Linked DNA regions of Mus musculus: region 2 is linked to region 1. A link is a loop called in an ENCODE intact Hi-C map of the cell type or tissue named here. Cell type or tissue: left cerebral cortex. All regions are shown on one strand. Each heading gives the region's core, and the rest is flanking DNA. Links, peaks and the distances in the headings are about the cores only.

The links. A loop is a pair of places that touch in the nucleus more often than their neighbours do. Peaks named below come from ENCODE experiments on the same cell type or tissue, not always from the same donor. Only the 100,000 strongest peaks of a DNase experiment are listed, where the experiment ranks them.
Region 2: it touches region 1 in a loop (17-fold over the local background); 4 of 42 quality-filtered maps call a loop at or near these places.

What each region holds. Positions count from the first base shown.
Region 1 is chrX:153,035,485-153,040,891 of GRCm38, forward strand. Mageh1 (melanoma antigen, family H, 1) reads right to left here and starts at 2,079. Exons shown (of 1, transcript NM_023788.3): 1 at 682-2,079. The coding sequence starts at 1,854. The coding sequence ends at 1,198. It overlaps 9530051G07Rik (RIKEN cDNA 9530051G07 gene), which reads left to right and starts at 2,145. Exons shown (of 4, transcript NR_040272.1): 1 at 2,145-2,210; 2 at 2,955-3,300. In left cerebral cortex, for the core only: a CTCF peak has its summit at 2,213; DNase peaks (open chromatin) are centred at 2,094 and 2,429; H3K4me3 peaks cover 2,222 bases; H3K27ac peaks cover 1,177 bases.
Region 2 is chrX:152,972,248-152,977,654 of GRCm38, forward strand. No RefSeq gene overlaps it. Among named protein-coding and RNA genes, the nearest start is that of Usp51, 32 kb to the right of the region's middle. In left cerebral cortex, for the core only: no CTCF peak of the experiment used is centred there; DNase peaks (open chromatin) are centred at 2,285 and 3,302; H3K4me3 peaks cover 226 bases; H3K27ac peaks cover 401 bases.

The DNA.
Region 1 (5,407 bases), core at 311-5,310:
GTCACTGTCTTTTTGTAAAGTGCAACAGCCTTCTTATGATGTCCTGGTTCTCTTCCCCTCTTCTCCTGACTTTTTTCTTGTTCTGTTCTTCTCCCTTAACATACCTGAATATGTCATTGAGGAATTTCTATGTCCTGAGTATCCTTATTCTCCCCAGTGACCCTAAGTTTACTTCCCCACCCAATATTTACCTAAGGACCCCAAGGATCTTCTTAGTCTCTTCCATTTCTCTTACTGCTACTCCACAGCAGTCTATTTTTACCCTACCATCCTCTCTCAAGATAATTTTAGTGTCGTTTCTACTTCTTTATTATTTTAGAATGTTTTCAGGTCTTTGCCAATGGCTCCTGTCAAGGTCTGTTAAGTATCCAGTTCCACACTCAATACCAAGTAATATGGCCACCCTTCCTACTGTCTTCTGCATTCTAGAAATGCTCCTTGGGTTTTAAAGCATCCTGTGATACCCTCTTTTTTTCTGTTCTATTCCCCAAATGATGTCATCAGTTTGTCTTCCTTCTCCTTAGTCCCTGCCCATTCCCTACAACACTTACTGCATTTCCATTCCCCACCCCCTCCCACAATCTTGAAATTTCTTGGAAACTAGATGCTTTCTGTTAAGGACTATTCCCAGCATCTAAATTTGGTCCTCATTTAACAGGTGGACAATAAATGAACAAAACATTCTGTTTACTATGCTTTTATTTATACTATTTGCACAGTGAGCATATTTACAAATGTGTTCCATTACAAGACATCAGACACAAGGGAAAGACAGAACAAATCTGTAATCTTCTTCCACTCACACTTTACTGGTTATTCCAAACTTTCAAAGAACAGCCTCTCAGTGGTACTTTCTATCCATCACACAACATGACACAAAGACTTCATTTAATAAGGTTAGCACAGCTGTTAATATCAAATGCCAACGACAGAAAAAAATAACATAAACTTTTCCTCAAGTATATATTTAAACATATTGTGATTCTTAGTCAACAGTGTTATAAAATGAATACAAGATAACAATATCTATAGCAAACACTACTTTGCAGTTTAACAATTAGCACTGGTCACAAATACCAAATACAGTGCCCTCCCCACCCTCCACAACCTTTTGAATTCAGGACCCTGCCTATCTACTCCATGGAGCAGATACTTTGGATTCTCTTTTCCACTCCTAAGGGTTTGCCTAGGATCTCTCTATGGAGCAGAATAACCCCTAGCACCCGAATTGAGAATAGCCTCAACCTCTGCATCATCATCTGAATCCCAGTCATAGTTACATGGCCAGTCTTTGGAGCATCGGTTCCGAACTCTTGCCACAAAATGCATGACTTTCAGCTTGCTAGATTCCACGTGTGCTCGAGGGCCCCAGAAGAACTCATACTCCACTGGACTGCTGCGGGGCACTGGCTTATAAATCAGATACCCTCTGCGCACAAACTCTTCTGTAACGACCTTCTTCGGATCTCCAAAGATGCTGTGCTGCCTCCCAGGCTGCATCCCTAACTTCCCCAGCACTTTCCACACCAGGGCCTCCTTTGCGCTGTTGCCCATGATGAAGATGAGGGCTAATATGGACATTAGGAGACTTTTCTTGGTGCCCTGAAAATTGCTCCGGGTAACCGGCTTTTGCACTAGGGCAGTGCTCGAAGCTTCTGAAGGGGTACTGGAGGCCTTCTCCAGGGTGCTTGTGTCTTCCTCCGGGCCGCTCAGGTATTCTTCGGGTGTGCTCGGGGCTACAGAAGCCGCCATCGGGGTCTCTGAAGCCTCTGAGGCCTGGCTCTTGCGATTGTTGCGATTCTCTTCAGCTGCCTTTGCGTTCCGGCGGCGCCGACTCTTCCGTCCCCGAGGCATGGCTCCTGCAAAGCGATGAAAGCCTGCAGCACTTGGAGAAGGCTATTGGCAGCGTCGGAGAAAAGTGGCTATCTTACTCAGGGACGGCCGCTGAACCGCAAACGCCAGCGGAGCCTTTGTGGCAAGGAACCAGTCGCTTTCAGCCACAAAGCCCTTTCCCAGGCAAGCTGACTTGCGCAAGGAGTCGCCGCCCGCACTCCCTGTAGCGCCAAGCGCGCAAGAAACCAGAGCAGCATTGGCCCCGCCCCTCCTGCCACGCACACGCCAAACACCCAAGAGGAAGTGGGACTCTCCCGCACAGGAACTTCCGCTAGCCGAAAGGAAAAGGAGCGGGCTGCATTTTGAGTCCCACAATGGTAGTTAAGACAGCTAGGGGGCGGGGGGTTGCAGGGATTTGTCCTGCGCGCAAGAGAATGTCGGTCTTCTTTAGGCAGGTGCACACATTATCCTATTGGTTCATAGCTTTTGGCAAGCAGTGGGCCCTTCCAGTCTCACCAAAGGCGGGCTGAGAGGGGTGGGGTGGGGTGGGGGAGGGGTGCGGCGGGGCACAGGCTTGCAAGAGGTCAGCTGACCCCAGCCCTCCTTGGCTGCCTTGGCTTACACAGCATATTCACTCTCCCGCCTGGGTTTTCAGAAGGCGTTTATGTGTGGCTAATTAATTCGTGGGCCCATCAGGGACCCGAAGAATAGACTTAATGACCAAAGCGGTGGGTGAGGGGAGGCAGCAGTGCGCAGGAGACGCAGAGCCTGTACCCTGCTACGTGTTCGCCTGGTCAATTAAGCGGGGGCAGTGAGAAGATCAGGCTTAGATTTGCGCAGCCTCACGGAGGCCAGAGTACTTCCTGGCAGGCCACAGAGGAAGCAATTAGAATAAGAAGCAGCTGGATGAAAGTGAGCTGTTGCCATGGGGACTGAGAGACAGAAAGGCATTTGAAGGGAGACCACAGGCAGGCTTCAGACAATGGGTGGGAATGGGGAGCAGAGAGATGGTATGGTGCGGTTGGATCCTGGATTTCTAGGCCGGCCAGCCAGCTTACCTGCCTCGACTCGCTCCCCTCGGTGCACACTCTGAACTTTGTCCACTCCTTCTCTCTGCTCAGGTTCCTCTGCCTGAAATGCCTCCCCTCCATCCTCCACTCTCTAAGTACCACCTGCTTCTCCCAGGCAGCTTCCTCGCTCGCTCAAGTTCATTTCGGCCTGCCCCAAAGAGTAATGAGTCAGTTCCTACTCCCCCAAGGGAGGCCCCATAGCCAGGCATGCTGCTTTTCTTGTGTCATTTGAAGCGTGAACTTGCTCAGATCCTTCACCTCTCTGAGCCTGGCTTTCCCCCTTGAAAGTGGATGTAACTCAAGCACTGGCTTCAGAGTTGTGCGAATTCAACGAAAAGCCTTTACTGCCTAGTAAGCACAGATTTGCCTCTAAGTGCGTTGCAAGCAGCAGCAGCAGGTGAGAGTGGCATTTAAGAAATGCGCCTTGAGGGAATATGTGGTGGAAAGATTTTACATGTGTTCCGTTTTTGAAAAAATGGTTTGGTGTGAGTGTGTGTGTGTGTGTGTGTGTGTGTGTGTGTGTGCGCGCGCGCCCCGTGTGCTTGTGCCCTGTGTGCTGTATACACGAGGGGTTAGCAGAGGGCGTGGGACCCCCTGGGACTGAGTTAGAGGTGCTTGAGATCTGCTCGCTATGGGTGCTGGCAACCTAACTCGATTCCTCTGGAAGAGCAGCAAGTGTTCTCTTAACTGCTGAGCCATTGCTCCCGCCCCTCATATGTGCTCTCAGTTCTTGGAAGGTAAATGGATATTTTCTGCTTGTTTCACTGGAAGGGATGAAGCATGTGTTTGACAGTGTCTCAGCTGGGAATCCTACTGGGAAATTAACCCTGTGGGGCTCATAGACTTTGGCAGCTCCCAGCTTTTTGGTAGAGTTTGTGGACCAGGATATGGCCTTATCTAGCGAATGAACTCTGTGGTGGGTGATGCGTGTCACTGGCAACAGCATTGCCAGCACAACTTGACCCAGTGAGGCTCAGACACCTGTGCGCGGGTAGAAAGGAGATGCCTGCTGGAGAGAAACAGTCATTGAAATCAGAACTGGGAACAAGAGTTTGGGGCTGGTGTGTATCTGTTCCAAGCCTTTGATGAGTTTATTGAACATCCCAGTCCTCTGATTTGTTCTATACAGAAAAAGCTGATCTCTCTGGCTTGGTCTGTCCAGCTTGCTTCCTATCTCTGTGAAAGTTAATGCTAAATACTACTATATTTTCAGTCTTTCTTTTCATTCTTGAGATTATAATTGCAGCAATTCTCCCTTCCTTGTCCTCCCTCCAAACCGTCCCATAAACCCTCCCATACTGTCCTTCCAATTCAGGCTTCTTTTTTTTCCCCACTAATGGTTATTCCCTGAATATATGTATATACATATAGGTATATATTCCTAAATATAACGTGTTCAGTCTGTGCAATGCCATTTGGATGTATGGCTTGGGAGCTGATCATTTAGCACTGGACAAGCAGTTGGTGTGCTCTCCCCTTGGAAAGAGTATTTCTGCTCCCAGATGTCCTTAACCACTTGCAGTTCTTTGTGTAGGGTTGAGACCTCATGTACATTCTCTGTGTTCATTGGTTTCATCCTTGCTCATCGTTCACACTGTCATGTCGGAGAGACTTGATGGGTATGGCTTCTGACATTCCTAGGAGACAGACTCTTACAGCTAACTCTCTGATCCGATGGCTCTTTACAGTCTTTCTGCCACCTCTTCCACGGTGATCCCTGAGCCTTTAGAGAAGGTTTCCTGGACTTAAAGATTTGTCATATTTGTGATTATATACTGTAATATATAGTTATAATTAAAATATACAATAATTTGTTTCCGTTTTGATGCTATTTATGAGAATGTAATTACCAACGTTCACTTTTTTTTTTTTTACTGAAGTTTCTTTTTTTAAGGAAAATGTACTAGTACTTCCTACTTGGTAAATTAATTTGGGGTGTATTTGATGCTGTTCTCCCTTGTGCCACACCAATGGATTGAGGAGTAGGTGCCATTCCCTGTCATTGTCGTCTTCACCTAAATGAACCATTATTTCACTCCAAGGACAGTGCAACCCTCCATGACTCCATAGATAGAGCAGATAACTAATATACAGCCTAAGACCTCAACACCCATCTAGTTTTTCCAAAGAAGTTAGTGGGAACAAGGTTTAGGCTCTAGGCTATTTTTGCTAAGCCAGAAACAGAGAGGAGAGGGGCGTGGAGAGGCCTGGATCCTATAGTGTTTCCTAGCTATCAGAGAAAGACAATTACATATAAGCTTAGAAGTCGTGACATCCAAAGAGAAATCTCTTGAGCTCAGTTCCAGATTCTACATATGAGATTAAAATCCTTGATATGTTGTTGAACCACTGCTATCTATGAAATCCTGGGGACTATGCTTTTCAGGCAATTCTTTTCAGAAGGGACTAAATTAGTTATTATAGAGTAGTCCAGAATCAAATACTACTGACAACAGCAGCTCTGGGTCAGAAATTTTATTTATGTAAAGAGTCATAGTTATATA
Region 2 (5,407 bases), core at 160-5,159, 63 kb before region 1:
GACCCCTTTAGCTCCTTGGGTACTTTCTCTAGCTCCTCCATTGGGGGCCCTGTGTTCCATCCAATAGCTGGCTGTGAGCATCCACTTCTGTGTTTGCCAGGCACCGGCATAGCCTCACAAGAGACAGCTATATCAGAGTCCTTTCAGCAAAATCTTGCTGGTGTATGCAATGGTGTCAGCGTTTGGAGGCTGATTATGGGATGGATCCCCGGGTATGGCAGTCTCTAGATGGTCCATCCTTTTGTCTCAGCTCCAAACTTTGTCTCTGTAACTCCTTCCACGGGTGTTTTGTTCCCAATTCTAAGAAGGGGCAAAGTGTTCACACTTTGGTCTTTGTTCTTCTTGAGTTTCATGTGTTTTGCAAATTGTATCTTGGGTATTCCAAGTTTCTGGGCTAATATGCACTTATCAGTGAAATCAGCTTTTTCTGTATAGAACAAGTCAGAGGACTGGGATGTTCAATAAACTCATCAAAGGCTTGGAACAGATACACACCAGCCCCAAACTCTTGTTCCCAGTTCTGATTTCAATGACTGTTTCTCTCCAGCAGGCATCTCCTTTCTACCCGCGCACAGGTGTCTGAGCCTCACTGGGTCAAGTTGTGCTGGCAATGCTGTTGCCAGTGACACGCATCACCCACCACAGAGTTCATTCGCTAGATAAGGCCATATCCTGGTCCACAAACTCTACCAAAAAGCTGGGAGCTGCCAAAGTCTATGAGCCCCACAGGGTTAATTTCCCAGTAGGATTCCCAGCTGAGACACTGTCAAACACATGCTTCATCCCTTCCAGTGAAACAAGCAGAAAATATCCATTTACCTTCCAAGAACTGAGAGCACATATGAGGGGCGGGAGCAATGGCTCAGCAGTTAAGAGAACACTTGCTGCTCTTCCAGAGGAATCGAGTTAGGTTGCCAGCACCCATAGCGAGCAGATCTCAAGCACCTATAACTCAGTCCCAGGGGGTCCCACGCCCTCTGCTAACCCCTCGTGTATAGAGCACACAGGGCACAAGCACACGGGGCACGCGCGCGCGCGCACACACACACACTCACACACACTCACACCAAACCATTTTTTCAAAAACGGAACACATGTAAAATCTTTCCACCACATATTCCCTCAAGGCGCATTTCTTAAATGCCACTCTCACCTGCTGCTGCTGCTTGCAACGCACTTAGAGGCAAATCTGTGCTTACTAGGCAGTAAAGGCTTTTCGTTGAATTCGCACAACTCTGAAGCCAGTGCTTGAGTTACATCCACTTTCAAGGGGGAAAGCCAGGCTCAGAGAGGTGAAGGATCTGAGCAAGTTCACGCTTCAAATGACACAAGAAAAGCAGCATGCCTGGCTATGGGGCCTCCCTTGGGGGAGTAGGAACTGACTCATTACTCTTTGGGGCAGGCCGAAATGAACTTGAGCGAGCGAGGAAGATGCCTGGGAGAAGCAGGTGGTACTTAGAGAGTGGAGGATGGAGGGGAGGCATTTCAGGCAGAGGAACCTGAGCAGAGAGAAGGAGTGGACAAAGTTCAGAGTGTGCACCGAGGGGAGCGAGTCGAGGCAGGTAAGCTGGCTGGCCGGCCTAGAAATCCAGGATCCAACCGCACCATACCATCTCTCTGCTCCCCATTCCCACCCATTGTCTGAAGCCTGCCTGTGGTCTCCCTTCAAATGCCTTTCTGTCTCTCAGTCCCCATGGCAACAGCTCACTTTCATCCAGCTGCTTCTTATTCTAATTGCTTCCTCTGTGGCCTGCCAGGAAGTACTCTGGCCTCCGTGAGGCTGCGCAAATCTAAGCCTGATCTTCTCACTGCCCCCGCTTAATTGACCAGGCGAACACGTAGCAGGGTACAGGCTCTGCGTCTCCTGCGCACTGCTGCCTCCCCTCACCCACCGCTTTGGTCATTAAGTCTATTCTTCGGGTCCCTGATGGGCCCACGAATTAATTAGCCACACATAAACGCCTTCTGAAAAACCCAGGCGGGAGAGTGAATGTGCTGTGTAAGCCAAGGCAGCCAAGGAGGGCTGGGGTCAGCTGACCTCTTGCAAGCCTGTGCCCCGCCGCGCCCCTCCCCCACCCCACCCCACCCCTCTCAGCCCGCCTTTGGTGAGACTGGAAGGGCCCACTGCTTGCCAAAAGCTAAGAGAAAAAAAATACAAATGAAGATTGGTCACTACTCCTTCCCCTCTTGTTGAGTCTGCCTCCTCTACTCCTTTCCCTAGACTCTTCTTTGCTTGCCAACCTCCCACTCTCTCTGCTTGCCAAGGGAAGCTGGTAAATGAAAACTGCCCACACATCCTCCATGGGAGCCAGATCTGCAGTGGAAGAAGCGATCGGGGCGGGGCAAGTTCTTTTCAGCAGAGTCGTGGGGGTGTAGGCTGCCAGAAAGGAAGTCAGGAGGGCTCAAGGCAAGTGCCCCTAGCAGAGAAACTGCTGTGAGACAATCACACCTAGGAAGAAGGTGATATTTTCTTGCCAATGACAGAGACCATGTTGTTGGCATCTGCTGTGGAGATGGTAGTAGTAGCAGGCTTAGCTGGAGCAGCATAGTAACAGAGGGTGCTGGTAGGATTTGTGGAGGCATCAATGCTAAAGCGCCAGGTTACTGAGGCTGTTTTATTTTCCATCAAGCTACTGTTTCCCCCAGCCTTTCAGTCTGCTGCAACCTCTAAGCACCCACTTCTGATCTAAGTGTGAATTCCATCCCCCTTTCCCAACCTAGGACTAGATACAAGCTACAAGAGTAAAAAAGCAGGCCTTATTGGAAAATCACACACATACACACGTTCTCCATTGCCTCAAGTAGCTTGGAGATGTCAAACAACCTGGAGTGCTGAGTATTTAATTTTCCCTAGCACCTTCAGGTGTTGTTTTAGCATGTGGGCACTGAGTTCTTCACACGGACTGAGCATCTCCTTTATGGGTTCTACCATCTTGAGAAAAATCCCATAACCTTGCAAAGACCAAGCACTTGGGGATCCCTAACTTACTGCCTGGATCCTGGCAGGTTCCCAGCATGCAGCAGGATTCTAGTACTTCACTGGATGTGAGAACGTAGGGAAACCTGAGCATCCCATCACAGATCCAGAACTCCTTGTAAGGCCCCAGCATCTGGCAGGCCTTAACAACCGATAGGGCTCAGGAAGGGTCTCAACACTTGGTGAGGCTCCTTTTATACTCCCAGAATCCTTGGTAATCTATAGAGCCAGAGCATACTAGAGATTTCAAGTCCACCTAAATCCTCAGAGACTCCATGTATTTGGCAAGGCTGGAGCAAATGGGAGGCTCCAAGCATTTCCAGTGATGAACATACACCCACAGATGACAGACGCTATTTCAAGTGATCCAGGCATAGCCAAGCATCTAAGTATACAAGTGATCTTAGCTTATACTTAGATGCTTGGATATATCTGGATATCAGCACTTCTGAGAACACACGTTGAACACTTAGTTCACATCAAAGGACCCCACACCTTCAAAGCACCTGTGGGACCTCCAGTACCTGAGCAGCTCTGAGGCCGTAAGAACCTTAAACCTTATGTGGGCCCAGCACCATTAATGCCCACATAATTTCAACAGACCCCACAACCTCTGAGACTTCAAGTGTGTTGAATGCTACCTATTCCTCTCAGGAGCCAAGTAGCACTGAACATCTTAAGCTCTCAGAAATAGGGAATTCTTGGAAAACATTAAGCATCTAAGAGATACCAGATGCTTCAAAGTCATGTACCATCTTAAAAGCCTGAACTGTGTGAGGGGGCTGACACTTCAGAAAGCCCCCTGCACCATCAGAGTACAGAAGACAAAAGGATATTGAGAGCCTAGAGTACCTTGAAGGATTCAAACACTTTCACCTCAAATTCCCCAGGACTTGGAATTCCCTGATCATGATTAAATCTGTTAGCCCTGTGGAAGCTTCTGGAAGCTCAGAATGACCCAAAACTGCAGAACTGCAGTGCTCCCTAGCTCTCCCTAGCCTTACATATCTCTCAGAAACAAAGAATTTTCAAGGCTTGGGAGTGACTAGGTGGAGGACCTGAAAAAAATTCCCTAAGATTCCCAAGCATCATCAAATATAAGGAAATTAGTTCTAAGCCACGAAGTTAGGCATCATTTTGAGGATGGGCACTTGTGCTAGAGAAGCGCTCATCTGAGGTTCTACAGAAAGTAGGGGTATGACTTAGAAAGAAGTATATACTCTATAAGCAAGCGAATGATGCAGCATACTAAATATGTCCTTTTCTGGAATCAATGGCCAATCAGTAAAATAACAAAAAACCGAGTGAGCAAAGCCTGTAAACAGAAACCCCAGGGCGGGCCACCACAATACACCAGGGCTGTGAAGCAAGTTAAAGCCGAAGCACTGACTCGCATCCACAGACATGCCAAAGTTCAACTTTTTAAGGTGTCTCTACATCACCCACTTCCAATTTCGTTGGTGCTTCTGGTAATGCTGTGAACAACAGAGCCTGCAGCTTTGAGTATTACTTGGTGAGGACAGTCAAACAGAAAGTCAGAAGAACCCTAAGGGGACAGGTGTTACTGATATGGAAAGAGAAACAGGAAAAGAAAACAAAGCATTTGGTATCGGTGTTTAATATTGTGTAGGTAACTTTGTTATTTAAGTCTTATTAAACACCGTTTTCATTTTTACCCTTTTACATGTTTGAGGGTCACAATTTAGATTCATCTGTTCAACTTTAGTAAAGGATCAAAGTCATAAGTTTAGAATATCAGTTTTCTTATTGATATAGGTATTTCACAAGTGTTTCAACTGTTTTGTTCAACATACTAGACAGTATTATATATATCATTCATGTGTGACTTCAAGCAACTGTCTTCTATATATTTGAATGGACAAACAAGTAAAATAACTGGGTCAGACACAAGGAACAACATGAAAAAAACCTAAACTCATTTCTATATGATCCTCATATAGTTCTTGTGTTTGCTGTATATAAACTTTCTGCTTTACTGGGATCTATATACACTCACCACCACACAAATGTACATATGTAAAAATGCAAATCTAGGCTCCACGTATGAGATAGAGGATGCAGTGTTTGTCTTTGTGATGTTCTTTCAGTTTCATCCATATTCTTTGGCAAATTTCATTTCACTTATCCTCTCTGCTGAATAACCTTTCATTTTATCATATTTTCACTATCCGTTCATCAGGTGATGGGCATATAGACTGTTTTCACTCCCTAGCTATGAACATGGATGAACATATGTTTAGTAGCAAGATCTAGAGCCCTTTTGGGCCTATACCCAAGAGTCAAATAGTTCAATCATATGGCAGATATAGCTCTAGTTTTCCTAAGTACCACCATACCAATTATCAGTGTGCACGCCAATTTGCACTCCCATCAACAATGCATGAGGGTTCTCTGTTCCTATGTTTTCAC